Linked DNA regions of Mus musculus: all the other regions are linked to region 1. A link is a loop called in an ENCODE intact Hi-C map of the cell type or tissue named here. Cell type or tissue: left cerebral cortex. All regions are shown on one strand.

Evidence for each region. Peaks named below come from ENCODE experiments on the same cell type or tissue, not always from the same donor. Only the 100,000 strongest peaks of a DNase experiment are listed, where the experiment ranks them.
Region 2: it touches region 1 in a loop (2.1-fold over the local background); 2 of 42 quality-filtered maps call a loop at or near these places.
Region 3: it touches region 1 in a loop (2.2-fold over the local background); 3 of 42 quality-filtered maps call a loop at or near these places.
Region 4: it touches region 1 in a loop (1.8-fold over the local background); 3 of 42 quality-filtered maps call a loop at or near these places.
Region 5: it touches region 1 in a loop (2.1-fold over the local background); 2 of 42 quality-filtered maps call a loop at or near these places.
Region 6: it touches region 1 in a loop (2.8-fold over the local background); 4 of 42 quality-filtered maps call a loop at or near these places.
Region 7: a loop joins it to region 1, with 2.1 times the contacts of the local background. A loop is called at or near these places in 2 of 42 quality-filtered maps.

What each region holds. Positions count from the first base shown.
Region 1 is chr6:28,703,492-28,707,491 of GRCm38, forward strand. Snd1 (staphylococcal nuclease and tudor domain containing 1) reads left to right here. Exons shown (of 24, transcript NM_019776.2): 13 at 3,543-3,653. Among named protein-coding and RNA genes, the nearest start is that of Lrrc4, 130 kb to the right of the region's middle. In left cerebral cortex, a CTCF peak has its summit at 1,772; DNase peaks (open chromatin) are centred at 1,444, 2,055, 2,497 and 3,123; H3K27ac peaks cover 2,508 bases.
Region 2 is chr6:28,779,816-28,783,815 of GRCm38, forward strand. The region is part of intron 15 of Snd1 (staphylococcal nuclease and tudor domain containing 1); the gene reads left to right. Among named protein-coding and RNA genes, the nearest start is that of Lrrc4, 50 kb to the right of the region's middle. In left cerebral cortex, no CTCF peak of the experiment used is centred here; DNase peaks (open chromatin) are centred at 1,611, 2,086 and 3,643; H3K27ac peaks cover 2,691 bases.
Region 3 is chr6:28,831,514-28,835,513 of GRCm38, forward strand. The region is part of intron 16 of Snd1 (staphylococcal nuclease and tudor domain containing 1); the gene reads left to right. Lrrc4 (leucine rich repeat containing 4) reads right to left here and starts at 234. Exons shown (of 1, transcript NM_138682.2): 1 at 1-234. The coding sequence starts at 101. In left cerebral cortex, CTCF peaks have their summits at 1,509 and 3,369 (motif pointing left); DNase peaks (open chromatin) are centred at 72, 166, 814, 1,670 and 1 more place; H3K4me3 peaks cover 2,828 bases; H3K27ac peaks cover 2,917 bases.
Region 4 is chr6:28,787,885-28,791,884 of GRCm38, forward strand. All of the region lies in intron 15 of Snd1 (staphylococcal nuclease and tudor domain containing 1), which reads left to right. Among named protein-coding and RNA genes, the nearest start is that of Lrrc4, 42 kb to the right of the region's middle. In left cerebral cortex, no CTCF peak of the experiment used is centred here; DNase peaks (open chromatin) are centred at 1,582, 1,988 and 3,278; H3K27ac peaks cover 2,523 bases.
Region 5 is chr6:28,811,134-28,815,133 of GRCm38, forward strand. All of the region lies in intron 16 of Snd1 (staphylococcal nuclease and tudor domain containing 1), which reads left to right. Among named protein-coding and RNA genes, the nearest start is that of Lrrc4, 19 kb to the right of the region's middle. In left cerebral cortex, no CTCF peak of the experiment used is centred here; DNase peaks (open chromatin) are centred at 1,857, 2,106, 2,621 and 3,660; H3K27ac peaks cover 2,430 bases.
Region 6 is chr6:28,540,082-28,544,081 of GRCm38, forward strand. All of the region lies in intron 9 of Snd1 (staphylococcal nuclease and tudor domain containing 1), which reads left to right. Among named protein-coding and RNA genes, the nearest start is that of Snd1, 62 kb to the left of the region's middle. In left cerebral cortex, no CTCF peak of the experiment used is centred here; DNase peaks (open chromatin) are centred at 2,021 and 2,427; H3K27ac peaks cover 2,390 bases.
Region 7 is chr6:28,613,021-28,617,020 of GRCm38, forward strand. The region is part of intron 10 of Snd1 (staphylococcal nuclease and tudor domain containing 1); the gene reads left to right. Among named protein-coding and RNA genes, the nearest start is that of Snd1, 130 kb to the left of the region's middle. In left cerebral cortex, no CTCF peak of the experiment used is centred here; DNase peaks (open chromatin) are centred at 2,163, 2,563 and 3,130; H3K27ac peaks cover 2,201 bases.

The sequences.
Region 1 (4,000 bases):
GAACTGGGAGATGATAACAAAACAGGTCAGGCACTTGTTCTCAGATGGTTCTTCTTTGTACAGTATGTGCAACTTTTCTGGAACACTGTAGACTTGTGAATTATACACATATATTATAAAGCAATCCAAACAATTGTAGCCAATTAACTTACTCATTAATATATTTTTCTGTTACTTTCAATATTAAGATGTAGGGAGGCAATGGGAAAGGTAGACAAAAATATGCTCCAATGCTTAGAGTCTTGTGTACTTAAAATACTACTTTTTAAATATTTTTATTCTCTTTCATGGGCTTAATGGACCTTGTTCACATTTGTAGAATCTGGGACCTGATGGTTTGAAATTGTCTTCCAGATGGAACTTGGGCTTGCTATAACCTGCATGCAGTGTGGATTGAAGTGGGTGAGGACGATGCCCAGAATTGTAGACACTTCGAAAAAAACCTGCATGTGACCCCATGCCATTCGTTTCTATGAATATCTGACTCTGCCTTATGACAATAGTTTTTGTTTAATAGGGAGAGCCCTTAATGTCTCCTTTAGTTTGGAAAAGCATTTCAATCCCAGTATTAATTCTCTTTCTAGCCAATTCAGAGAAAGGTGATGTAATGTTGAGCATCCAAGGCTTGGTTAGGTCTCTTTTTATGTGCTGATTATGAATTATCCATTGTACCAGACATGTAATTGTGGTGGAATTACTGACACACTCAAGAATGCAATATAATGTTATGGAATATGCTTTAACGTTTTCTCTGATTAGTGCACTCACATTAGGTTCTAAACCATCTTTTGCCACAACATCTTCCTAGCCCTTTCTTAGCAGCCAGGAGACTGAGACAGTCCAATACTAGAACTAGACTAATTCTATTTGTGCTCTCTTCCATTTGTTTTTTCCAGTTGTATTTTCAGATCATGGAAAAGAGACAGGAGAAGGTAGAGAGAGCTTGTAAAACCTCTTGTCTTTTTTTCTATTCTAGGCAAACTTTGCTAAGAGAATCCTTTCAGAATTCCAGCACTGTTTACAAAATGATTAGTTCTTCTTATGCTTCAAAGAGTATCTTCATTTTCTGGATGTTTTAAAACTAACTTTAAAAACTAGCTATAATTTTTTTACTTTAATTTTTTTAAAAAATTCTAAATATGATAATTCCATCAGAAAAAAAAATTACTCTCCATCTTGTACAAAGGGGTGTGCAAGACAGCCAGGAACCCTGCTCACTCAGATCCCAAAGTCAGGACAGTTAAGCAGTGCGTTAATAGGTGAACTGTAATTGCATGATGTTTCATCACTAAGAGGAAACACATGTGACTCTCACATGCCTGGAATGTAGTAAGTAAATACTCAGTAATGAGACTGTTATCATTTCCCGTGTCTTCCTCTCCTGTTGCTGAGCACTGGCAACTGTCCCTTCAGGGGACGTCTGTAACTAGGAAAAGAAGCTAAGAGCTGCAGAGCGTTAGGGGAAGGAAAAGGGTGAGCAGAGTGTGGAGTGAATCGGGAATCCGAGGCCTCAGAAAGTCTGTGGCAGGCTTAAATCAGTCTGTAAATGTTTGCTGATGGGACGAAGAGGGCAAGGATGGCAAGTAGGGAAGGATGGTGGTCTCTGTTGCCCTAGCAGGTACGCAATAATTCTGGGAATTAATTTGAGTGCTGTAATGGAACTGAATCGTTTGTACTGTTTTGCTTAGTATTCTCTAGATTTTCATACTGGGTCTTGTTCTTAGGAAAATTTCCTTACTTGCTCTGCCGTTCCAGTTTTCTCCTCTAGACCTCATGCATTGACTGTAAAATGTCAATGCTCAGTAATTCAAAATGCAGTAACAAACATTTCTTTATTCTCCTGGCATTTAAAATCACCACGACATCTCAGCCTGTCAAAAGTGGAGTTGTCTTGCAAGCCACTCCCAGCCTTCTAGCTTGACAGCTCTTCGGTGGGTGTAGCCACTCTCCTGCCCTAGTAGGGTTCCTTGGTGACAACCTTAGTTAAAATCCTCACCATGAATCAACATCTACATCTGCTGATTTGGGACTGTTGCTTTCTCTGTGCTGCCAAACACAACTCTGTGATAATGACAGCATTTGCCAGCACGCTTACGCAGTGACTCAGGAGACAGGGTGGCCAGCAGAGCAGCCTATTTGTGGGAGTGGATTTTAAGAAGTGCTAATTCCATGGCAGTTTGGAGATATTAATATCGTGCTGGCAGTAGATAAACAGGCAGCAGAGGGGCAGATAATAGAACAGAATCAGCCACGGCATCTTTCCTCCTTTCTTAAACACCGTATTTTGTGCTGCTTCTTTGAGAAGTCTGTTCTCCTAGGTTTAGATTAATAGAATCCTTACTGGTTTAAACAGATACTGCTTAGGTGAGCTGCCAGTGACCTCATACTCTTACTTGCTGAGGATCACCAGTGTGCTAAGAGTTAACTACATTTTCAAGCAGTACTAAATCACAGCATATGGCACAGTAGCCTATTGCTTACTGTACCCTCTCCCTAAAGGGCAGCAAACCAGATGGTGTGAGTGGGGCCTTTGGTGTAATTATGGCAGACACAGAGAAAGACAACCACCACTCTCCCTCAATAATATCATATCTCTTCCTTTCCAAAAATGATATTGTTAAATTTTTTTCGGTTGGCTTTGCATATCAAAGTTCTCTTTCCAGGCTGGGAGGAACCATGAAAAGAGCAGCATTAGTCATTTGAGTACTCTTCCCCATGTACTTAGGGGGGAGTCGGGCACGGTCAAAGAGGGTGTGTCTCATTCTATAGTGGGCATAGTGTGTATAAGAATAACTTGAAGGGAGATTCTCATCTGAGGCCTGTAGTCAGTCAGAATGGTGTTGAATATAGTCAGTTGGACCAGTTGAAAACTGGTTACCTCTGGTTTTACTCCTCCTCCTTTGTTTGTTCCTGGTGGGTTTGTTTTGAAGGGGGGCAGGGGATTTTTTCCCCCTACCAAAATGACTTTTTTCTGCCTTTCCTTCTCCCCAGTTCATTCCTGGCTCTTCTCCAAGCCCACTTAAAGTGGGAAATCTACTGTGTGGAGCTTCGTGAGAAGAGAGGCGTGTTGAATATTGTGTTACACCAGTGTTTGTAACGCTGGAAGTACAAATAGGCATCTTCTAGCTCTCATATAGGCTGGGAAGGAGCCTGAGAAATTTAGGTCATGCTTTTATGTGCTCATTTTTTATCTTGTGTGTCTTTTTAGAGCAGACTTTTCTTGAGGGTAGTAGCTTGTTTATAACATTCTGTAAATAGCCCGGCCTAATGTGGGCTTCTTACAGATAGTTTCTGCTGGTTGTGTGTGTGGACTGATGTAGCATCTGATGCTGCTAACAAGAAAAATGCTGAGTTGGGGATTTTTGTCGTTCCAGGTTTTTGGTTTTTTGTTTTGTTTTGTTTTGATTCCAGCTTAACATCCCCAGCCTCTCCCTCCTCCTGCCAGAAAGCATTGTGACCTCCAGGTGCAAACAGTTGTCATTTCTGTTGACTGAGTGCCATCTGAAGCCCCAGTGTTAACCGACCTACCTCCTCTGTTGCAGAAACATTGCTGAGGCCCTCGTCAGCAAAGGCCTGGCCACAGTGATCAGATACCGGCAGGATGACGACCAGAGGTCTTCACACTACGATGAGCTGCTAGCTGCAGAGGCCAGGTACGTTGTGAAACGGCTAAACCTAATGGGACACATAGTAGTACTTCCTTCTGTGTCACTGTTGCATCTCTACCTGAGCAGAGTAGATTGGAAATAATATGCAGATTAAGTCTGGATCATTTTTCTCTTCAGCTTTCACCAGTGGACATCCTTTGAAGTTTCTGCCAGACCGTGATTAAGCATACTTAGCCTCCCCCACCCCAATCAGCAGCACACAGAATGTGGCCACCCTGTGTTGACATTATACAAGGAAAGAGCCATGGGTGTGAGCCTATCATGTCTGATAACCATGCACGATCGTCGCCACCATTCCTGGCACTACCCGGGAAGCCTGGCTTATGTGTGCA
Region 2 (4,000 bases), 76 kb after region 1:
AAAACCCTGAGAAAACATTGTTATTCAAAAGCACAAAAAGTTTAGTATGGCAGTGTCAGGGACAGGCTCAGAACGGCGTATGTGGGTGCTAGGTTGGTTGGATTGTACCCCAGACCAATTATTGTGACTTTAACTTATGACCATTCTCAGGGACTAATAGGAAGGCACTCCATCTTTGCTTCAAGAAATTGATGCACATATGAAGATTTTTATCCAGGTTTATTGGGTTCACAAATGCTAGTCCCCTCTCCCCCCACCAGTCCATCCTTGGCTTGTAAGATAGGAACTGATAAGAAAAGGTAAGTGAAACAGTGGAAGACAGCTAAGGCATTGTATAATATTTTATTTGATTCTTTAGGTATCACATAAAAGTTGTAAGTATGCTGCTTGTTGAATTTTCATCTGTGTACAAACCCCCAAGTAATACTCCTATGAAAATAGAAACTATTTCTAGTATCCTAGTATGCTCCCTTGGGGCCCTCCTTTCAGACATAGCCAGTGTTCAGACCTCTTTAATCATGGCTTAGTTTTCTCTGTTTTGAACTTCAAAACTGAAATCAGTTTAAACACTTACCAGTTTGACCGTAATGGCGGTCCATGTTACCAGATAAATTAAGGTTCTCCTGTTTCATTACAATGTCCAGTTTTAGATCACTTTAACTACAGTGTGGAGAGTAGATTTGAACAGCCCTGAACCAACACGAGCATGTGTAGCTGGCATATGACTGCCATTGACTGGAGAAGAGTTGAGGAAGCCTGACTAAGTGTGCAGTGACCGAGTAGAGCTGACTGGAGAATTGCCAAGTAATGTTTGAATCTCTGGAACTTTGTTAGTTGTTTGGTAATGAATGATGGCAACAAGGACAGCAATTTCCTGAGTTATAAATAATAAAAGGTTCCCTTTGATTACTTTGGAAACCTTTTCTGTTAGATGCTTGTAGACATTTGTAGGTACAGGTAAATTCAGAAATGAATATTAGCTCTTAGATCTCCTTCAATTTATGGTGAAATTGAAGCCCAGCTGTACAACTGTGATTGCTCAGTGATGGCAGAGATTGGGAAAAAATGTAGCCAAAGATGAGCTGCCATGAAGCTCCCCCTCTTGAGAAACAGTCAGGAGAAAGGATGAGAAAGCAGAGGAGACCTAGGAATCACTGAGGTGGGAAGACCAGGAGAAATGAGTAACAGAGCAGCCTGTGTGGACTTCACACATGCCCTTAAGACAGCGCATTTGTCTCTAGCCTTGAGAAGTGAGGGCTTTGAAGCGACCTGTGTTTCCCCTAAGACACTTCTGAGGAAAGTAGGGTAACCTTTCCCACAGCCCCTAGGCTTGGCTAGAATCGACACTGGATAAGATGGAAACTTCAGAGCGTCACCAAGCTTGAGCCTGATCAAGGCTATCAGGACAGAAGGGCCTGAGGCCTACCTGGGCGTCTGGCAGTGCAGATCCATCACCCAGCCTCTATAAAGTGATTATTTGGGGCTTGAGCACACTGACTGTGCCAGGGAGAGGGTGCTGTTGATGCAAACTACTTGTAAGTGGGAGATCTCAGTCATAGGTGCCCCCTGATTGGCTGGGATCTAGCAAATAGGCCAACTATCTTGGGCCTTCTCCTTCAGCCATCCACATACATGCGGGCCAGATGAATGTGGTCTGGAGACCGGTACTATTTTATGTACCTGTGGAGAGGTATTGAGAGGCTCTGCAGTGCCCCCATTTGCTGCCCATGTTTCTTCTTTGGGTTCCTCAAATCTGTGCCATCTTCCACTGCAAACTGTGTGGATTCTAAGGAGAGGTACATTAGCTTCTTTCCTCATTACTTTCCCAAATCTAGCTGAGTAGACTTTCTCTGTGGTAAGAGGTCAATAAGTGGCTGAGTTGCATTTATTTACAGACAGTTGTGAACTGGGCAGCCCTCTGGCCTCAACCTCCTTGGATATCCTCTCACTGAGTAAGCTTGAGCTTAGCCTCTAGACTGCGGCTGCCTCTCTAGGAGTGCCACTGTCTTCCAGCAAGCTGGGTGGCTTCTTCCCTTACATAAGATGTGTGTGTGTGTGCTAGCAGAAGAGAGCTGCCTGCGTGAGTGTTTAGCAAAGATGATTTGTGTGGAGTTATTTTGAGACCCCAGGGGAGGGAATGGCAGCCAAGCCTGCAGTATTTTAAACCGTATCACTCAACTACAAAGATTAATATGTTACAACATCCCTGCCAGAGCATTGGTAAAAAGGAAATAAGAATGTTAGGGGCCTACAAATTATAAATGTCAGCTCTGTCTGAACACACAAGGTCACTTCAGTGGTCTCCATCTATCCTGAGCCCTTGGAGTTTCTCCTGCTGTCTCCTCACTCCTGCCGGCCTGAAGATCCCTAGCAGACTTCTGGGATGCTCACCAGGCTGCCTCTGGAAGAGGAATCTGCTTTTCTGTTCCCTAGATATGGACTGGTAATTGTCTGAGTATTCAGAGAAGTAAAGAAGTCTATATTCTGGCAACCCAGAACTTCTATCATTATTGACTGAGCTTGAAGCTCCAGGCAGACTAGAAGATACCAGACATCCCTACCGAACATCCACCTGTCCTCCTGGCTCCAACCTGAACAACTGTTGGCTAAGGCTGAATCACAAAACAAAGGATGTTTTTGTTTAGTGGCCTGACTCTGTATGAAACATTGATCTTGGTTTTCTTTTCCTTGTGGCTGTTATGCTGTGGAATTTGCTTCACGGGGCAGCCCTCTATAGACAGCTGTCCTCTTTGCCATTCAGCAGCTAGTACCTCCCAGAGAGGTTGCCTGGGATGGAAATGCCAACACAAACGTGCTTATATGGCCCTAGCACTAGCATTTCATTTTTAGAGATCTTATTGCCTTCTGATCTTGAGAGATCTGTTTTTGGGCCAAAGGACATCCCCAGTAACTTATAAATTGTGGAAGGCAAAGCACAGAAAGATACCTGTCCAGGGCTGGCCACTTTTATTTTGTTTGTTTTACATTCAAAGGGTACACACAATGAATTCTTTTAATGACCAAACCTATGGGCACAAATAGTAGTTGTTATTATCAAATATGTTATTTCATCAAATAGATAATTACAAGGACTTATAGCCCTATATTCTCTTTATAATTTTCTTGTCACCAGCCTCTTGCATATACTCAGGCATTTAGCATAGTACAAATGACATGGTTCATGACACAGCTCAGAAGAAGCAGTGAGCTTGCTTGCTTGCTTGCTTGCTTGCTTGCTTGCTTGCTTGCTTGCTTGCTTGCAAGTATGTATGAGAGAAGTGGAGAGAAAACCATCTACTGAGGTGTGCAGGATGGTAAAAAGAACCAGGCATACTGTATGGAACAGGAAGGGTGTGCCTAAAAGAAAGTAACCCTTCTTCCAGGAATGGTGGCCAGATAGAAGCAAGATTGAAAGGTTCCGCTATGGCTGTCCTGCTCCACTGTCCTGCAGGCACTCTCACTGTGTCTGTGATAGACACAGCCTGTTCTCAAGCCTTCTGAGTGACTGGAGCTATTGTTAACAGTCACAGTCACTCTTGTTAGACTCCTGCATTCTTCCCTCACTCTCCTTCCCAGTCTTTGTCCTCTTTCCTTGGGTAAATGAGCACATAGATATGTGAACTCACACATGCTCTTGCATCCTAGCCTTCCCCACTCCACCCCCATATTATCAGGGACTGTGCCAGACTGAGCTTTGTGCAGGAAGTTTTACTCTCCCTACCATTCTAAGCACTAGACTACCACTTTTTCCTGCCCACCGCCCCTCCCCTGCCTCATACGTACTTTGCTTGTGTGTCCTGATGTGGGGAAGATGTCTACCCAGTAATACGGTGGTGTACATGTTAAAGCAGTCTTCTGACCCTGGAGAGACAGCCTGTTGTCCCAGGTATATCTAGGGAAGCTGGTCTTTCTGGGATCTGAGTTTCCTCCTACTGACTTTGCCTCCCTCCAGTTTTCCAGTGGAAGCTTTCTGTCCAGTGTTAAAGTAAAAATCCTGGAA
Region 3 (4,000 bases), 130 kb after region 1:
ATGGCTGCACACAGAATCCACACTTGCGCCGTGAGGTAGACGACGGGAAGCAGGACGGCATTCCAGGTGTGGTGCACAGTTACCTGCCACAAGAGCTTCATGGTGTGGCACGTTCATAATTCACCATCGCCTGGGATTTTGGCTTGGAAAAGAGAACCAGCCTTACCCCGGCTTAAGTGAGCTAGGAGCTCCTCTTTCCATCTGGAGAAGGAGGTGGGGAGGGGGCGATTAGAGACAAGCAGATCGGCCTAGAAAAACCCTGCGAAACTACTGAGCGGCCCCTCATCTACCAGCCCACCCTCAAGGCCAACCCATAGAAAGCTAAGACTCTCTCCCACGTTGCGACCATCCCCACCCAATTCCCTGTCACCTACCTCGGAAGGAAAGCAGGAAAGAATTAGCGCTGTGTCCTTAAGCTTTCTCCACGAGAGCTGGGCTCATCGTTCCCATTCTGACTTTAGTTTTAATTAACAAAGGGGGAAGTAGTGGGGGCAGGGAGGGCAGAGGGGAGGGGAGGGGAGGGGTAGGGGAGACAAAATGGCTTCTAGTAAATCCGGAGCCGGCGAAGCCGCGGAGTTGAGGCGCGCCAGGGAGAGCCAAGGCCCGGCGGGCTATGCAGGTGCATGCCCCCCCGAGAGCCCGAGGAGCGGCGCCACCAGCGCTTCCCTGCTTTGTCCTTGGACCCTGGCACCAGCTTGTTCCAGTCGCGGGAGAAGGCGCTTCATCGCCAAAGTGTGTCTCCAGCCCCCAGCCCTCTCCCTGGGCCGCCGCGGGGGATGGGGGTGCGGGGGCGCTCCCGAAGCCGCCCAGGCCGCGCTCGCTGGTTGCTGCGCTGCTCTCCACTCTGCTTTCCCAGCGTCGGCCGCCCAGAGCTGGCGGCAGCTGATTGCAGTCGTGAGCTCGCGGGGCTGCGAGAGTTAAGAGGTGTTCGCTGCGCCTTCGCCCTCCCTAGGCACACACCCCCTTTTCTCTTCGCCTCTTCTCGGAAGGGTTAAAAAGACAAAAACTGGGCTCAGTTCTCCAGTCCCGCCGTCTGCTGGTGCGGGGAGCGGTAATCCGTCCAGCCCCAGAGGGGCAGCGGCGTGGACGTGGTGCTGGGACCCAGTCCGCGAACGGAGGAGCGCGCAGCGCCCGCGGTCGCGCCCGCACCGCAGGCCCCTTCAGGGAGTCCGGGGGCGGGCGCGGGTCCGGCAGCGGCGGCGGCCGCAGCCCCCGGCAGCGCGCAAGCGCCCGCCGCCGCCCGCCACTGCTGGGCTCCCGGCGCGCCGCCGGCCCCGGCTTTGTGCGGAGAGTGCGAGTTCGCCGCTGGGCTCCCGGAGCCTTCAGCAACGGAGCTGCCAGCGGGCTGCTGCAGCGGCCAGAGCGCTGGCGACGGCAGCGTGAGCAGTGGGGGTAGCGGCTGCGGGAAACGCTCCGAAGCCGGTGAACATGGTCCCCGCTGGCTAGCGGCGGCGGTGGCAGCAGCGGGGCCCCTGCGCTCGGCGCCCACCGTCTCCTCCTCGCGCCGGGCTCGCGGTGTTGCAGGTGGCAGCCACGCAGACTGCTCTCTCATCCTTTTGTCCTTCAGTCAGAACGTGAATGTACTGCTGACGCATACTGTTCTAGGGAGAAGATTAGCGTGATGCAGTGCTCTTATGTATTAACACCGCTCTCCCTCTGCCGCCTGCCCTCAAGGGGTTAACGCCGCGCCTTCCAGCACGCGCTGGCTCGCGCCGCGCAGCCCCGAGTCGCGGAGGGCTGCCTGCCTTCCTCGCTTCTTCCTTCCTTCCTTCCTTCCTTCCTTCCTTCCTTCCTTCCTTCCTTCCTTCTTTTTCCCCACCCCCCTCCCCCCTCCCCCGCAGCTTCCTCCCCGCCCCCTCTAGACGATCGGAGCGGCCCGAGCGGGCGAGCGGGCGAGCGAGTCCGAGTGAGCGTCAAGTGAGGGGCTGCGCGCTAGTCGCAGGCGTTCGCAGCTATTTTGGTCAGGTCGGAGCGAGTGGCTGGTTGGCCGCTGATAGGCTGGAGCCGTGCGGGGCTGCAGCGGAGACTGCGCGGCCCCCACCCGAGCCACCCAGCACCCTACAGCCGTGGACTGCTGGGCTCAGGGGCCCGGGTGCGGCGGCCCTCGGTGGGGCTGCAGCAGTTGGCCGGCCTCCTACGAGCGCCCGCGTCATCCGCACCCCCGCTGAATGCTGACGGGGTGCCTGGCTGCGCGGCCAGAGTTTGGATCTGCAGGATGGTGGGGACCTAGGGGCAGGCAGCCGAATCCACGCAAGGGCTGCGTTGAGTCAGAAGACCAAAGTCTATGCTTCGCCTTACTCTGTGCCTGTCCTTCCAGTCCCCTCTCTCGAACATTTTCTTGCCCCCTCCCCTCTCCCACAGTAACTAGGGCTTTAAATGATAGTTTTCTTAATGAGGGCTGTGGGGGCGGGAAACAGTGGGAAGAAAGACCAAATTCAAGGAGTCGGGGAAATGACAACCTGGGGAGGATTGAGGTGAGTTCTGAGAACCCATGGTGCAGCAGCCCGTGGTTCATTCATTGGGGAGCTGCCTGCAGCCTTGCCTCTCAGATGCCCCCTTCCCCTCCCCTGTATGCAGGGGCCAGTAAGGTAATTTATGCCTTCTGCCCCTGGAGCTGCACCAGCCTCTCTCTGGGAGTCCCTTAGCAGCTTGCTGAAAGGGGAGTTCTGGTCCCTGCTTTGACAGGCTATTGTAAAAGCATAGGTCAGCATTTGCCAACTCATTTCCTCCATAAAAGAACCTCTTTTCTCAACCATGTGAGGGTGAAACAATCTATAGATTAGCACTGTGCTGTAGGTCCAGTAGAATCACTGAGATCCTCCCAGCTTTTGCCTGTTATCTAACAAGTGTGTTGTTTAACCCCATTGTTCCCACGTGGGCTGTTACTTACGGATGAGGACCCCAGGATTTCCCAACTTCCTGAACTCTACCACAGCCATAATCTCAGTATTATCTGCTTCTTCAAACCCTAAACCTTCTCCAAGTCCTAGAAAGTTCCAATGTCCACAATTTTGTATTCCTGTCCTTTACCAAGACCGTGACATTTATATTCGCTGTCAAGGAAAAACATTAGCATGATATTTTTGAGCCATTTCTTTATGATTCATTTTATGAATGGGTAGAATAAAGTATGTGACTAGAGTCCCACATATACTAAGTTGTAGCACCAGGATTTGAACCCTGACAAGCCCCACACAGATTGGTGTCAGGGCTCTTGGGCGTAGGCATGATTCCACAGAGTGTTCTTACAGACTAATGCAGTCAGACTTCACCCTCCACTCGCTAGTCCTTGTTAGGGTGTTTGTGTGCCCACCATGCTAAGAATGTACCTGCGACTGCTCTGGTGAAGAGACTGCCCCCTGTTGTCTCCATTTTCCAGGTAAAGCACTTGTGCCAGATAGTGACAGTCAGCTTTTCAAGTCAGTCTTCAATTCATGAGACCAGTGAGTTCATCCCTAACAGAATATCCACTGTATCTACTGCCCAGGCCAGTGGTGGAGGCAAGGTTGGGGAGAGACTGAACATTCAATCAAGGGTATATGAGAAATCAGAAAGAGCATGAGAGAAAGGACTAAGAAAGTCAGTCCTACAAACGTATCACTTGTGATGAGAGATCAGAGGGAGAAATTAGAAACTGAGGTAAGCCCTACACTCATGCTAAGGTCTAATTCCAGTTGACTCTGCAGTGGCTTTCCCCTTGGAGACAGGGTTTTGTTTTAAAGCCTAGACTGGCCTTGAATTCATAGCGATCCTCTAGCCTCAACCTTTCAACTCTTGTAATTCCAGGCATGTGCCCCAATCCTTTGAATTCCTCATTAAAGCCCGTGTGTAAGAAGGATGTCACTGTCTTGTGGGCCCAGGAAATGTGAGCCTGGTACACCAGGAATCTGTGGGGAAAGCTGTCGTTGACCCAGCTGCAACTAAGCAGGGAAAGTGTTGTGTTATTGGGGATATTGGGGGTGGGTATCACTAGGGAATGGGTGGCACACAGGAGTATGGT
Region 4 (4,000 bases), 84 kb after region 1:
CCTCAACTGACAGCAAAACGGGGACATAGTAACAGACTAATGGTGCTGATTACAGCTTCTATCAGAGAAACCTAAAGTGTATAACAGCCCTGCTATGCACCACAGACTGGAACTTCCTTCAGAGTTAGCTGCAATTCTCACTGCGTCGTGAAGACTCAGCCCTATTGTTCCTGTACCCAATTAACTTCAGGCCCTAGTCTTGTCTTGTCTTTTTTTTTTTTTTTTTTTTTTTTTTTTGGTTTTTTGAGACAGGGTTTCTCTGTGTAGCCCTGGCTGTCCTGGAACTCACTTTGTAGACCAGGCTGGCCTCGAACTCAGAAATCCACCTGCCTCTGCCTCCCGAGTGCTGGGATTAAAGGCATGCGCCACCATGCCCGGCAGCAGATGCATCAAACATCACAAAACCAGAACAACGTAATAAAATCCATCCTTAAAAAACTCTAAACTAAAAGTATTCATTTTTAGCTCCTGCCCAGTTCTGGCTCCCTTGACTACAGTTTTCTGAGATATGTGATCCTTTAGTTAGGGTCCCTTCCCTCTTCTCTGATCCCTTTATTCTGATCATTGAGAAAGCTTTAGCAGTTGCATGCCCCAAAGTTGCTTGCAAGATTCGAGCTTCCCCTGAGGAAACAAAGTAGAGCTTTAGAGAACAAGGGAGAGAATAAAGACCCTGAGACAATGTGAAATCCTGATTTTATTTCTGAACTTTTAATTATAAATCGAGGTCTCATACCACATAGAAGTAGCTCTTAAGGCCAGCTAGACTTCCACCTTGCCATTCTCTCTGGACCATCCTAGGAATAGAAAACTGAGAGGCAAGTGTGTCATCTCTTGTTCCTCAATTTTTAGCTGATCCATTGGCAGCATTGCAGATCTCTATTACACCTGTGAGCAGAACTTGAGAACAAACTTTTGGTGCGTGAGATACAGAACATTGTTGAGAACCAGCAACTTTTCAAGTGATAAGCACGTTCCTTAAGACGTAAGCAGGTGCCTGCCTCCTGCCTGCCTGCCTGCCTGCCTGCCTGCTGCCTCTGCTTTTCCTATTGATGATGGAGGGTTGCTCTTGGCACTTAGGAAGGGTCTATGTACAGTGGGGTCTTTTCAGTTTTGTTTGTTGGCAGGGAGAAAGGTAGCAAGGAAGGTAGAGAAATGGAACTAATTGAATCTGGGGGAAAAACTCTGCAGAGAGCCTGTGGATTATAAATTGAGTAGCTGCAGCAGCAGGAACTCAGACAAAGGTATTGGAGTGCAGTCAGTGTGACAGGAAGCTTATTTTGCCGTTCTCTCTTGCCTTGCCTTGTCCTTGACAATTCCTCCAGGGGGGCTGTATATATAAAAGGAAGGGAGAGGGAGCCACACTTCCCCACCTGGAAAACTCAACAACATTCCTGCCTGGGGTCTTAGAAACTAGAGAGGTCTACTCTCCCTGCCCCTTGCATCTGTCCCTTGTGTCTGTGACTGTACCCAAACCTACTTTAACTACTTGCCAGGCATGTTGGAAGCAGATAAAACCTTTTTGTTGCTGTTCTAAAACTCCCACTACAACTGCTGTTCTGTCTTCTCAGGATCAGATCAACAAGAACTGTGTAGACATTTCAGGGGCCAGCAGTGCTTAAATGAGCAATACTTAGAGTTGAATTATTATTAACATCTTTCCCTAAGTGTGGAGGGTGAAGTTGCAGCTGACTGGTATGCACTTCTTTGATTGTAAGCGAAGGGGCGGCTGAGCACCTTTCAGCTTCAGGATGCAGTAGCAACATTCTCGTTGCCATTGGGAAATTTATTTATAACCCAGTAGTTATCTCAACACTGTTTTTCCAATATTTTGTCCAGATTTTTCTTCCCCCTAATAATTATACCCCTGCTCTCAAGCTTAGCATTTCCCCTCCTTTTTGGTGTTTACACCTTTCAAATATTTGCAGATTGTTAACGTGTCACCCTCTTAGTCACCACTTAGCCGAGCTGTACCGATTTAGCACCTTTTATCTTCCCTTTAAAGGCAGGCCTTCCCACCCTGACTCATTCTCTCCTGCTCTCTTTAAGGGTGCTCCAGTTTTCTGCATTTCCATGTGGCCACCCTGGCATTCAGTGCTGATCATACATGAGGATCGTTTTCTGTTCTGTTATATTGGAAGCCAAACATCTCAGCTGTGCCCCAATGTCTCAGACATTGCCACTCACACTTAATTATGTTACCTCTAAATTTAAACTGTGTTCCCAAATGTGACAGTTCAGAGATCAATGGGGTACATAGGTGTGGCTATGCTGAGATGTCTGTAGTTGAGAATTCTGTCAATCCCTTCTCTGGTATTCATGCAAAACACTTCTGTCTTACAAATGGGTCATTCCAGACTGATGTGCAGCATATCCTGCTTTCTGCCTGCTTTAGAAACCCCACATCTCACCTCAGCCTCCTTCCCTCCATTTCACTAATATGGTCTAGCCCATTACAGGCACGATGTGGGAAGCAGGCGGGCTGTATGAAAAGAGTGAGGTCAGGAAGCTGCCACCAGCTAGAACACGTCCCTCTACTACTGTGTAAGGCGTGCTAGTGCTGACTGCGCTTGCCGGTTCTCTCTTTTGATGTTTACCTTTTTTTCTCAGTATTTTTGCTCTTATTTATTTAATACTTCTTGGGAATCTACTTTGTCGATTGACAGTGTATTGGGTGTCTGGTTAGAAAAAATAAAACTTGAATTCATGACACAGTTCCCACCCTCAAAAGCATGTTGTACGTTAGTTTCTGTTTTATTTCTCCTGAAAATTGTAGATTCCCATAACTCATGGCGACAGTGAAAGGAGAGGGTGAATTTATAGGAACTCTGAAAGTCACCTTAGGGATCCTGAGGAGGATCACATGTCACAGACATTAGAACCTAGACACCGAGCCTGAGGACCTCTGTTACTCCAGGCAGTTCTCTGTTGATGGCTTCCGTCCTTGGCTCCTCAGCAGGCTTCTGTTTTCCATGTAGCATGTGTTTTACATGTAGCGTGTGCCGAGCCAGCTCCAGAAAGAGGGTCACCCTGGCTCACCTTTGTTAGGATACAGCTTTCTGGCTGGCCTCACTAGAGATTGACCTCCCCTGCATCTGGCAGCACCACATCTGTTCATCCTGCCCTGCTACCCCACTTCTGCTCCTGCTTTCCATTCCCAGCTGTAGCGAGAGTGTGGGAGGACGTCACTGATTGGGGTTGGTGAGCCCCCCACTGGCTGAGCCACAGCACCTGTCTGCCTGATGTACTCCCGTTGTCTCTCAGGGGTTAACTGTCTATACCCTCTGCAGTAGCCTTATATAGCCATATAGACAGCAGTAAAAGGGAATGCTTTCTACCTAGTAACTTAGCTGCATGAGGACACACAGTCTTTGTCATACTGCTACCCCTACATTCCAGGTGGTGTCTAAAGTAGGCTAGGAGGCCTGGGTGACAAGAAGGAGGGAGGCTTCAGTGTGGACTCTTTCTGTGTTCTAAGCAAACAGAAGGAGCTTCTGCTGCCTGCCTCTGCTCTCTTTCCTCAGAGGGCAGGGCAGCAGCGAGAACACAATGGCCATGGAATCAGCACCACTGACTAATCCTTCACATTGCTTCTTGTTTCCACTAGCCGTTTCCTTCTGATAATGCCTGGCTTGTTTGCTGGACTGATGGTCATTGGGAAGCTGTCGCTTCTAGGCAAAGCAAATTGGCCATATTTCCCCTCAGTTCCCACCGTGCAATACAGGAAAGATCAGACACACTTTGAGTCCTAAAGCTTAATTATCACAGAATTCAACATACATTCTAAAATATTCAGAGTGATACATAACCCTTGACCATCAATAGAGTCTCTTATATGCCTATTATCTTGTCATTAGCAAGAATTTGTTCTTCTTGTTCCAATGCTGACTGACCAAAGTGTTTTTGTTAATTGAGCTAGCCAATGTCTCTAAGAGTATAATTTTTTAATAGACTGATTACTCCACAACCTAGCCTTTTAAATTTCAAAAGAAGCACTCTGTAC
Region 5 (4,000 bases), 110 kb after region 1:
TAGTGCAGAGCTGAGCACACAGGACCAGAGCACAAGCAGAGAGAGACGAGGCCAGGTATCTGTCTGCTACTGTCTGCTCAGGCCAAAATCTAAACTCAGCTGCAGCCAAAGGAAACAGCTTAATGGCTAAAGTTGGAGGCATTTTCCTTGTGAGGAGAGCATTTTGTTTTATTTGGGTTTTTCTTTAAGAAACTGGGGAAAGTTCAACGTGCATAGCCGAGATTGTCCTTAAAAGTCCCTGACACTGCCCGATCCTTGTCCCCATGTATCATATGTTCAGGGACCTGCTCCTGCCCTCACAGAAGGCCTCCAAGAGAGCTGTGCCACCTTGTCAGGGTCTGGAAGACTTTCACTCCATGCTGAGATCTCCCTCCCCATCTTCTCAATCTTCTTTTTGTCTTTAAAGTTGGGGAGGAACAAATCACATTTTCCAGCAATTTAACGTTATTAGCTGATCCCCCCCCCCCTTTCAAAGCAGAGCTAAATGGAGCTAAACATACACACGAAGGCTATATTTAGACCTGATGGTGTGGTAGAGTAGAGAAGGCACACACATAGAGGTTTATCTGCTACCTAGTAAACACAGGGAGGTGTCAGGGCTGGAGAATTCAATAGTAATAATAAGCATTTATATGGTGCAATGACAACTTTGATACAGGGCATAATTTTCTGGGGATTGCTATTAATTGTGACTCTGCCTGTGAGCGGCCCCCTGGTGAGGGGCTTGGAACACCATGCAGAGTTAAGCTATATTAAACATCAATTAAAATAGTGTAAAATAGCAACTGGGCAAAATCCATAAAGGTCAGAGTAGCTGTAAGCATGGAAGCGTGGATGTGCAGGGTTAGGACCTAGGTTGCCTACTGCCGTGGGGGATTCGTGTGGTCAGCTATTAGCTTCTGCAAGGGCCAGGATCATCAGGTTTGCTGGAGAGTGAACCGTGGAACCCATTAGCTTTCAGTTAGTGCTCAGAGAAGTTTCAGAGACCACTGCTAGCCAGCAAGAGAGGATATAAAAACAACCAGAGTCAAGGGATGCATTCTTTATCTGTGCTGTCCAGGACTGTGGCCACTGGGTATATGCAGATACTGAACTCGAGATACACATGCTCACACACACCCTCACCTCACCTGAGAAACGGAGAAAGGAGTCAGTGGCTAAATTAAATCAGCCTTGGCTTGCTTTGTGCCCACCTTCTCCTGACTGTCCCATTTACCAACTCTGACCTCCATGCTCTTCCCCGGTAAAGTGACTGTTGTGGGACTAAGTGACCTTTACACATTTAGACAAAAAAGAAAAGAAATCCAGAAAAAGACCTATGAAGCCCCGTGCCTCTGCACAGTGTCCCTATTCAAGTGTCAGCCTGCACTGAAAGCAGCCCTGGTCTCAGTCCCTCCCCGCCAAGAGGCTTCACCTGGGCTTCTTATCCCTGAAACACACTTCCAAGTTGTTGTCCAGCACCCAAATCTCCTGAGGCACGCTGGATGCCATTGTTGCCTCCTTTGTATGGAATACATCTACCCTCAAGAAAGTCGACAACAGCCAGAACCCCTAATGATGACTCTGGGTCATTCTCAGGTGTATCATTTTGGCTTGGGTCCATGAAGCAAGAGGGGTATAGAAGTTACCTTGGGAAGTCAGGTCTCAGATGCTGACTCAGTGGCTATTAGCCAGTCCCCCTCCACCTAGCAGTAGAAAGTCACTGCTCCAGAGATTGTCCTCGGCCGCCCAGAGCCCCTGTGGAGCTGCCAACACTGCACAGCTCACAAAGGGCCCTGTAGCATCTCTAATTGAGGAGCTGGTGAGCGGCCGCCTTCAGTGGAGGTATTTTTAGCTACAGTGATACAGCCCCATCTTTTTGCAGGATGTTTTGTTTAGTTGTTTCCTTAAATGAAATAAATAAGTAAAATTGAAGACTGTACTACTTATACCCCAGTGCCAACACCCAAGAAGTTACGCCGCACCCCCTCACCATAGCCTATGTAATTAATTCTCCCTAAGACCCAGGTGCTGAGGCACAGTATTAGTCAGAATATTAGAGAGATATCACACACAGAGGCAAGAAAAGCTAGCAAAGAGAGGAGAAACAATGCAGTCTGGCCTAGTGTCTCCGTGCTGTGGGCTCTGCAAGCAGCGTGGGCAGCCGGGAACCACCCTCCTCTCGGGCTGCTCGGGCCTTTGATGCATCTGATGCATCAAGTGAGTGGGCTTCCTTCCACTCCTGAGCAGAAGGCGCCCTGTGCTGCATGAGATCCCATTCTCTGGTCTGCTGGGGCTTAGGGATGGGGACATGGGGTTGGGGTTTTGTTGTCGTTTGGTTTGGTTTGGTTTGGTTTTATGCTTTTATTTTCCTTGCCTTTGCCCTATCTGTGGCTTTGTCGTGCTTTCCTTGTCTTTTGGGTTGGTTTGGTTTTGGCGTCTATATTTATTTGTAAGAGGTTTTGGTTTGGTTTGCTGATAAAGAACTAGAGGATAAGCACAGCCCTTGCTTCAGACCCCGTGGCAGGATCCTGTATTGACCATGGCAGTCATTCGTCACCCTGGCAACACACATGGGTCGGGGAGGCACAGAAAAGCTACTAATGCTTGGAGACTTCATCAACCACAAGGTTTTTTGGTTTGAGGCTTTTTTCCCAAGTTCCCCAGGTGCATTAGCTGATACCTAGGGAAAGCTTTGTTAATTTTGGTAGGTGTGATAATAGCATTGTGGTTATGTAAGGAAATGACCGAGTATTTTTAGAGATGCATACTGAAGTATGTAAAGCTGAAGTGGCACCATGGCTAGGATAGACTTTAAAATGCTGAAGCAAAGAAAGCGGGGAGAGAGAACGATGAAGACTTTATTGGATCTCTATGATGGTTTATGGAGTACTCGTTAGTATTCTACTTTCAGTGGTCCAGATTTCTGTTTTCACAGTAGTTTTTGTATAATTAAAATATTTTTAAGATTTTTTTACCACCACTCCCCCTGCCAGGAATTCCTATATGCATCTAAGGTTAAGAACTACTGGCTTATTTGGAAATTAAATTCAGACCACCTTACCCTAGCTGATCATCTTAGACCTAACCTAGTTCATGACTTTGGATTTCTATCAGCATAAACTTGATCCCTCCAGCTCATAAACAGTGCACATCTGGGGACAGGATGGGCAGGCACAAAGAACAACCTAGTTCTGCCTCTAGACTAGAATTGAGGAGTAGCTCAGTAGACAGCTCTGTGTGTTCCCCACAACTCTTTAGGAGAGTTGCTGTACCTTGGAGCTGACCTGCCTTACCCCTTGCCAATGCTCCATCCTGAGAGCTTCTCTGGCCACACCAGGGGAATAATGGTGGTTGCAGCTATTCTGTGATCGTGATAGAAGAAAGTCCTCATTTCCTTGGAGCACTTTACCCACTGCTGGTGTGTCCTAAAATTTGTATCCAACCGTCATTCCCAGAAGTCCATCCACATTCTCTTCCTCCCCCACCCCTCCCTGTGTGTGTGTGTGTGTGTGTGTGTGTGTGTGTGTGTGTGTGCGCGCGCGCGCGCGCATGTGCCCCTTGTGTCCTCAACATTGTCCCAATTCCCAAGTGCTATTTTGTTCTGGCTGCTTAGTAGATGAGACCAATAGCAGCTGTGCAGCCAAATTAAATGGAGTTCTGGACGAAGGCTGGAGCTTCTATCCTACATTTGCACCATGGCCTTGATTAGGACCCTGGCTAAGCGCTTCTTCATTCAAAGGCAAGCTACTGACTAATCTTTATTCAGGGGGCTTTGTGACTTACACCTAAACATTAAGCTAATCTGTGTGTTGCTATAGGGTCCTAAGAGGGGGTGAGACTACAGGCGATCTAGGTCACTTATCAGACTAGAATAAATACAGTTTTACCAGAGTATTTACTGAGAGCATTGCTGCCAAGCTCCCAGCTCCTAGGGCAGTCCTTTTAGCAGATGCCTGCCTGAGAAGTGTTGAGGTCATCTACCCACCCTGTGCCTGTGCCAAAGGACTGGGGCATCTCT
Region 6 (4,000 bases), 160 kb before region 1:
GTAAAAGTAGTTACATTTGGGATTTTGATAGAATTGTATCAAATTGACAAATTGACAAAATCAAACCAACCAACAATAATAATATTGTTATTAACCAGCAAAAATAATATCGACATTGGCAATATTAGATCTTACCCATAATCATGGATATGGTTCCATTTATCTTTTGTCTAATGGTTCTTATCTGTATGCATGGTAAATGTGTGCAAGTGTCTGTGCAGGCCAATAGTTAGGTAAAATGGCTAGCTACAAAGTTCCTGAAATCCTCTTGTTCCTGCCTCTCAGTACTGGGATTCTGGGCATGCCTGTCACACTCACCTTTTTTCATGGGTGTTGTGAGGGTAGAGCGATCTCAGCTGAGGTCCTCATGCTTGCCCAGGGAGCCCTTTGCCTACTAAGCCACTTCTCAAGCTCCCTCAGTGTTTTTTTTTTAGTTTGTACTGTATACATTTTTACTTCCTTGGTTATTCCTAAGCAGTTTGCTGTTTGTGATGCTTGCTATTGGGGATAAAATTTAGATGTTATTGTTAGTATATAGAAATTACTGATTTTTGTCTTCCACTACTTTATTAATTCATGAGTTGATTTAATAATATTTGAGGAATCTTGGAGTTTTCTTCATATATGTCTTATGAACAGTTTAATTTTATTCTCCTAAAATTTGTATGCCTTTTATTTGTTTTTCTGCTTAATTTCTAGATTTATGTTGAATGCAAGTAGCTTTTTGATAAAGCTTTAGGACTGGCCAATATATTTTTATATAGTCATTCAGAGACGGCAAAATACAAACAAGTGAAAAATTTGTCACTCACCTGACCTTTGTCAAAGAAGGAACTACATGATGATAAGGAAGTTGTAGGGATGGTTTGGCCAGAACATTAGCCTCCACCGCACTGCAGATAGGCTAAGACTTGTTTGGAAGATTTCATTAACAGTCCAGTTTGCAAATGAATTAGAAGAGATTTAGGAATATTCTTAGGATGGTTCCAGAACAGTTAATGCTGAGAGTCCATTGCTACCCTAATGTCCTTTGGTATTTTGTGTGAGTGTGGTGCATTTGTTATAATTGATGAACCAATATAGATAATGCTGGTATTAAATGAAGTCATCATTTTATTTAGATTTCTCTTAATATCTTTTTTTCTTTCTCATTAATATTAAATTTGCTTATTTTACTTCCTTACAGCATCTTAGACTCTCCGTGTTTTCCTTGTGCCCTTGATTGTTTTGAGGAGTTGTGAGGTAGTTTGTAAGGTGTCACCCACCCATAGAAATTTGTCTGATGTGCAGCGTCCTCTTAGTTATTTCTGATATATTTGGTTATACCAGGATATTGCTATGATTATTAACTTTTATTAAAAGCAAGCTTGCATTTGTACTTTTATGATGGAAGACAGAGACTAAGCATAGTACATGATCCTAGGTACAGGAGAAAGATCAGATATCAGAGATCAGTAAGGTGAAGGGCATGGATTTCATTTCTGATGGGCGGTCTCATCAAAGGGCAGTCCCCGGTTGTCCTGTAGAAGCCCTGTTTGGTTTGATGGGCTCTCTGTCTCTTTCTATACCAAGATTGATATAGAGTTGTTGTTGGGTGTGTATGCAGTGCTGACATATTGGAGGGTGTTTGTACCTCAGAAGGTGGTTGTAAGCATGCATCAACTGATGCATGCTGCAGGACTCTATGAAGCCAAATAGAACAGCTCCTGGATTCACAGTGAGCATTGAAGGGGCCTGTGCAGATTGTCACTATGGCAGGGGACCAAAGAAAGGATCAGTATTTCTTTTTTCCTGACACAGCTCAGTAGTTCTCTCGACAGTGGTGGCCTTTAGCTTATATCTTACCATCATGAAAACATTTTTTCCTTTGCAACTAGACTTCAAGTGATGCAGAAGGAATTGGATTTAGTGTGTGTAATCTTGAGTCCAGATGGTGACTTGTTCCTTATAGATTTCTGCTCCTGAGCCTTGGGTGATCTCTTGGTGTGTCTGTATGAGGATGGCGTGGTTAGAGATCTGTAGCTTATACTTCAGTTCTCCTGATGAAAAGCTCCCTGAGAAATATAGCCATTCAAGGGTGGTCTATTCAGGGGTGGTGATGAGCAGGCTCTGGGTGGGATCCACTCTGCATTTTACTTACTGCACAGTGTGTGTCGATACCCAGTAGTTTATTGCTTCTTCCATGTCTTTGTACGCAATTGCTGTTTGCTGGGCAGTAATGGCACCATTTACAGAGGAGTAGACCTCCCCCCCCCATACACACACAGGCGCACACTTCCTTTCTTCCCTCCTGCCCTCCCTCTGAAAGCTGAGCCTTGCATCCCTTGGCAGCATCTGAGTGCGCAGCTCTGAAGAGGAGGTTGCTAATCAGGGATATGCCAAGCAGAGAATCTGCTGCTGTGGCCTAAAATTTAAGCTTCAAGAATCCATTTACTGCTGTCGCTAACATGTTCTAAGGGGTGATGAGCACCAGCCTTGTCAGAGGGGACGCTTAGATCCTCCCATTCTGGGAAGGGGGAGGTGTGACACTGGGATACTTTCCCTGGCGTCCTTGCTCTCTGAGCATGCTCACCAGCAAGCACTGTCAAAATTTTTTTTCGTGCCTTGCTGTAAGGAAGTTCTGTATGTTTTTTTGGCAACTGACAATTTAATAAGAGTTAATTTGAGTTTGAGAGTAAGTACAGATCTGTCCAAGAGTAAGATTTTTGAAATATTGTGAGATGTGTGCATTTGAGATGACTGAAGATTGTCTTATTTTCCTTTGGGTATCCTTTTGAAAGAATTATTGACTGGCTAGGAACTGTTTTGCTGGTATTGCTTAGAGGGATTTTTTCTTCTCTTTGTTTGCAGTTAGAATAGTAGACTAGCACACTTAGTCTTGAGTAAGACACGTCATGAAGCCCACAACCCTCAGATTGAGACATAGTCATGGGGCCTTTTCTGTTTGGGCCTGTTGTCCACTGTTGATAGCTTTGGGAAGGTATTTTATTGATATGAGTTCTTGGCATTAATATGTCTAGTATCTATATTTTTGGTTGTATGTTCTAGACAGTAAGTACCTTGGAGGTTTTTTTGTCTTGATTTTGATAAATGTAGAAAGCTCTTGGATTTGGAGGGTCTTGGTACCTTTTGATACTACCCAGTTCTGATAACCAGCCCTAACCCTAGTTTGACCTCATATTATATATTTTTATTACCTGTGATCTTCAAGTTTTTCTGTCCAGGAACTCAGGTTTGACACTGACTTTTGCTCTGTTCAGAGTTACAGGGTAATCTTAAATGTACAGTAGAAAAATAACAACTCCTAATTTTCTTTGGTCTGCTTAGATCCTTCATTATCTGTGGCCTTTTCTCTCTGCTGCTTCCATTATTCACAGTGGTCAAACCCAGACCTTTCCGTCTGCCAGCCACAGCCTTCCATGCACGCACAGCTGGGTTCTAACTGGCATCTGTTTCCTTCTTTCTCTTTGGTTTACTAAGCTACGGCCACTTTCTGTGGTGCATATTTTCTAACTTGGTTCTGCTGTTTGCTCATTCTTAAGATTGTCCCTCAGAGCATTCTTTATTCTTTTTGGTATGTGATTTGCTGGTTCTTTGTAAAGGTGGAGAATAGATGTTTTTGATGGGTCTACAAATAAATGAGTGTATTCTTTGCTGAAGAATTTTGGGCCTTCTACGAAATAGGCCTCCTTTAAGACATTTCCCAGTGTTCATCTATCATGGGAACAGACAGTCTAGGTGCTTTTGTTTCATGCATAAAAGAGAGAAATTTCGTCAGTCTTCCCTCCCTTGTGGCAGCTGACCCTGTAGTTCAGCCATTCAGAGATTCCTGATGGGGGCCTGATCGAAGCATAGATGAGTGATTTTCACTCTGCAGATGGAATGAACGGTGACCAAATTTTGTAGTCAGCTACTTCCTTGTAATGCTTGCAAAGAAGGAAGAAAAGGAAAAATCCCAAACAGCTTTGAAGCAACAGGGTTTGGATGTAATTGGGTGAAT
Region 7 (4,000 bases), 90 kb before region 1:
ATAAATTGTAACTGAGTAATCTCTTAGCACTAAACCAAATATCAGCATTCATATCTGAAAATTCTCATATTAGTGTGGAAAATGAATTTGATTTCATGTCTGATAATTCTCTCCAATTAAAGAGTCAATGGAACATTATCTTTAATGTACTCAAATTTTTATTATGGTAAAACACACAATATAAAAATCAAGTGTAGTTCAGAAGTGTTATGTATACACATATTTTTATGAAACATACTCATTGACATTTTTCATCTTGTAACTAACTGTGAAATAGTAACTTCCATTTCCCTTCTCCCAGAGTCTGGATAATAAGTGAGCCCTACCCCTCACCCCTCCCTTTTTTTTCCCCATTGCCTTAAGAGATGCTTGTAGAGTTCACTGCGAGATAAAGTACACAATCACAAAACCACTGTACTAGAAAAATAGTATTTCCTTGCTGTTACCAGGTCTCCAGTGAGTTTTGCTGTGCGCAGTAATCTTCCTTTATTTACATCCTGCTCTGTTATATGGTAGCCATATTGACGTGTTTAAGCTAACTTTAGTTTTCCCTCTTTACCATGATTGTGATTTGCAAACTATGACTGTTTCCTTGTGGTTGGGCTTTAAAAGAACAGAATGATTCATTACCCATGGGAGTGTTCAACAACACGTCAGGAAGGGAGAAATTACTGCTTATATGGTTCCCTTTTTGTATAACTTTTATATCTTTCAGACTCCATAGATTAGACACATTGGCTCGAAAGTCTTATTTCTTACTCATTGTCAGTTGTTAAATCTTTGAGCATTAATTTCTCTTCCATCACATATTTTAATTATGAAACTTTTCATATGCAGTACATGTGCACATATGTACAATGGGCATGAGAGTTAGGGAATAATTTATCGGGAATGTGTTCTTTAAGAGACCTGGAGACTGGGACTGGTAAAGCAATTGCCTATAAATGTGGGAGGCTACAAGTTCAAGAGAGACTTGAATTAATACTATGCTGCAGTCAATTTTCTTTGCCCAGCTACACAGAATACTTCTGGCTGTTGTCTCACATCTGGACTGGAAGCAGACCATGTGAGTTATTTAAACAATGCAAACATGAGGAATTTGTAACAGAGTATGTGAATACTGAAAGAGTAAAGATGAACCCAGTGACATAAAATCGTTTATACTGACACGTGTGATACTGGTTGGCTATGCTGTTTCTCTGACTTTGAAGTAAAGCTCATTATTTTAGCTCTACTGGTTATTGTGGAGATTACAGAATTGGTATGTTTAATGTGCTAATCACATAGCAAGCACCAAACAGTTCATTTTGCTTTACAGTAATTTTTAAAAATTTAGAGTAGTGTTGGTCCTATATATTGAAGTAGCTAGGAGACCAGCAAGAGGAAGAGTAAAGGCATGGCTGTCATGGTCGGTGCTGATGGGGGCATCGGACATTTTAAAATACAATTTCATTGTCTTGTTAAGGCCTGATCTGGAGAATTGCAAAAACTCTTCTCCCAGATCTTGGTGCCAGTCCTATGTTCTTCACAGGACGAACAGTTGTGGAGTAAGAAGCCCCTGGTTGTGCTTGCTTTCCTCCACTCACAAGTAACTGTTGTAGGGTTTTGTTATTTGTGAACTTGTTTACTGAGTACAACCAATGGGAACAAAAGGATCCCAAGCAGGTGCTGTGTAGTCAATTGGAGATTCGGTGAAGGACAGGCTCCTCCCAACAGCATCCTCCACTGAGTTCTCGTTAAGGTCCCTTCATACAAATATCAAGACCGTGTTGTCTATACCTGCTGTGACAGCTCACAGTCTGTGTGTGTGTGTGTGTGTGTGTGTGAGAGAGAGAGAGAGAGAGAATGAGAGAGAGAGAGTGAGAGAGAGGGAGAGAGGGAGAAAGAGAGAGAAGAAGATTCATAGTCTCTCTCTCTTTCTCTCTCTTCACCTGCCAGTTTTCCTCCATTGTAGTAGTGGGCAGCCAATGACCAGTCTTTCTGACTATTGCCATGTACACTGTATAGTAAAGGAAGGAAGGTGATCTTCATTGTGTAACATTAGATGGGTGCCTGGCGCAGGGCGGCAGAGAACAGGCTGTCTTGGTAGATAAAATATGTGGTACTAGACACAGCAGCTTGATTTAGACCTTGGAGGGATGCAACTGGCCAAGCAGAAAGTCACTGTCTAAAGTGAGGCCTTTCTGCCGTGTTCTTACATAATTTAGTCTCCTGGTTTGAAATGCGCAAGAATTTATTGCACAAATTTGACTGGAACTCTGGCTCAATTGAAGGTTCCTCTGGCACCAGCTAAATAATAGTGTCATATCCAGCATCATTTTCGCTTCTGTGTTGTTCCAGGAAGAAACTTTAATAATAATTATTATTTTTTAATATGGTGAAGAAAGGGAGATATTCACAAAGAGGCATTTCTCTAACAGAATGATACAGTCCTCTGAGTAAGCCCAGCCCATCCTGCTGTTGGTTATAGAGAAAATCATTTTCCTATTGTAAGAGATGTATTTTTCCCCTCTAGTTCCTTTCTTCTCTTTGAGAACTGTGGGAGGGCCTGTGGCACATCGCTGTGCTGGATGGGTTTCATCTGGCTTGTAGCCTGTGCCTTAAGTAACAGGGTTGTCTCTTCCGAGGGCATTGGCTCTCCATTTTTAGCATGAGTATGAAGGGTAAAAAATGGAGGAAAAGATTTCTCCATTACTAGAAAACATGATTTGAGGCCAACTGGTTAATTATGAGCCTCCAATGAAGAGAAGTGGGGCTAGTCGGGCATAGCCAGTGGTGAAATAGCTGGTCCCTGCTGCTGCTGTGTAGTTCGTGATGCACTACCTCCAAGACCTCTGGGTTAGTCTGCACTTTTACTTTTTAGATTTGTATTATTTATTTACTTGTTGTTACTGTTTTGTCATCTTCTTTCTGGTATTGGGCATTGGACTCAGGCTCTGTGTTTGCTAGGCAAGGACTCTACCACTCAGCTACATCCAGCCAAGCTTTTGTCTCCATGGGCTTTCTCTCCTCACCTCTTTCCCTTCTGCCTTTAAACTCTGGTTTGTTGTTTGTGGGCTTTTTACTGTTCTTGCCAGTGAAGGAGTTTCCCCTTTCAACACTGACTCACGCTTCTGGTTCATCTACAAAATTCCTAGCTAGGTACAAGAGAGTCTTCTCAGTGATGCTAATTATTTTTTATTTCTCGTCTGTTCCATCTGTTCATGTGAACAGCAGATGAATTCCTTTCATTTAGCCAAACTTCATGCCTGTTTTCTGTATCACTGCCTGTTACTCTTCTAGAACAAAGGAAGGACTCTACAACCCGGCCCTGTCTTCTCCTTTCCTTACTTTCCTTTACTGTTTGATTGGTGGCAGTGCAGTGGAGGTCAGACTGAGATCTGGTACAGGATGGCTGTGTGCTCTGCTACTGAGGTGCGGCTTTAGCTCTTTCTGTTTCTTGTGGTGCTGGAGGGCCTCTGCTTGTTTCGCAGACATGCCAGCACTGCGTTCCACCCAGCTCCCCTTCATCTCACTTCCCAGATACCACAACAGACTTTTGCATAGACTTAGTCTCAAATTTATAAGGCTTTGGACAACAATTTTTCCCTTTCTTTTTCTTTTCTTTTCCTTTTCTTTATAATTGTTAGTTAATGGTCTGTTTTTAGTAATAGCTGAGGTATCTCTAGCTCATCAGTTAGTTCATCTTTCCTTGAACTGTAAGGATTTCTGATTCCTTGTAGCTCCTGGCTCTTTACAGTTTGTCTCTGCGCCCCCCCCCACCTCCCCTCATGATAAGTAATAAGAGTTCATTGTGTTAAACTTGTAAAGAGACAGAAGATTGCCTTAAAGATTTAGCCAAGAGGCCATGGTGACATGTGCCTGTCTCTATTCCCAGATCTTAGGGTGCAGAGGCAGGAGGATGGCAAGTGCAGGGTCAATTTAGACTTCATAGCAACATTCTGTCATTAGAAAAAAGGCTAAATTAGAGAAGAACATATTGATTGCTTGGATTTTATTT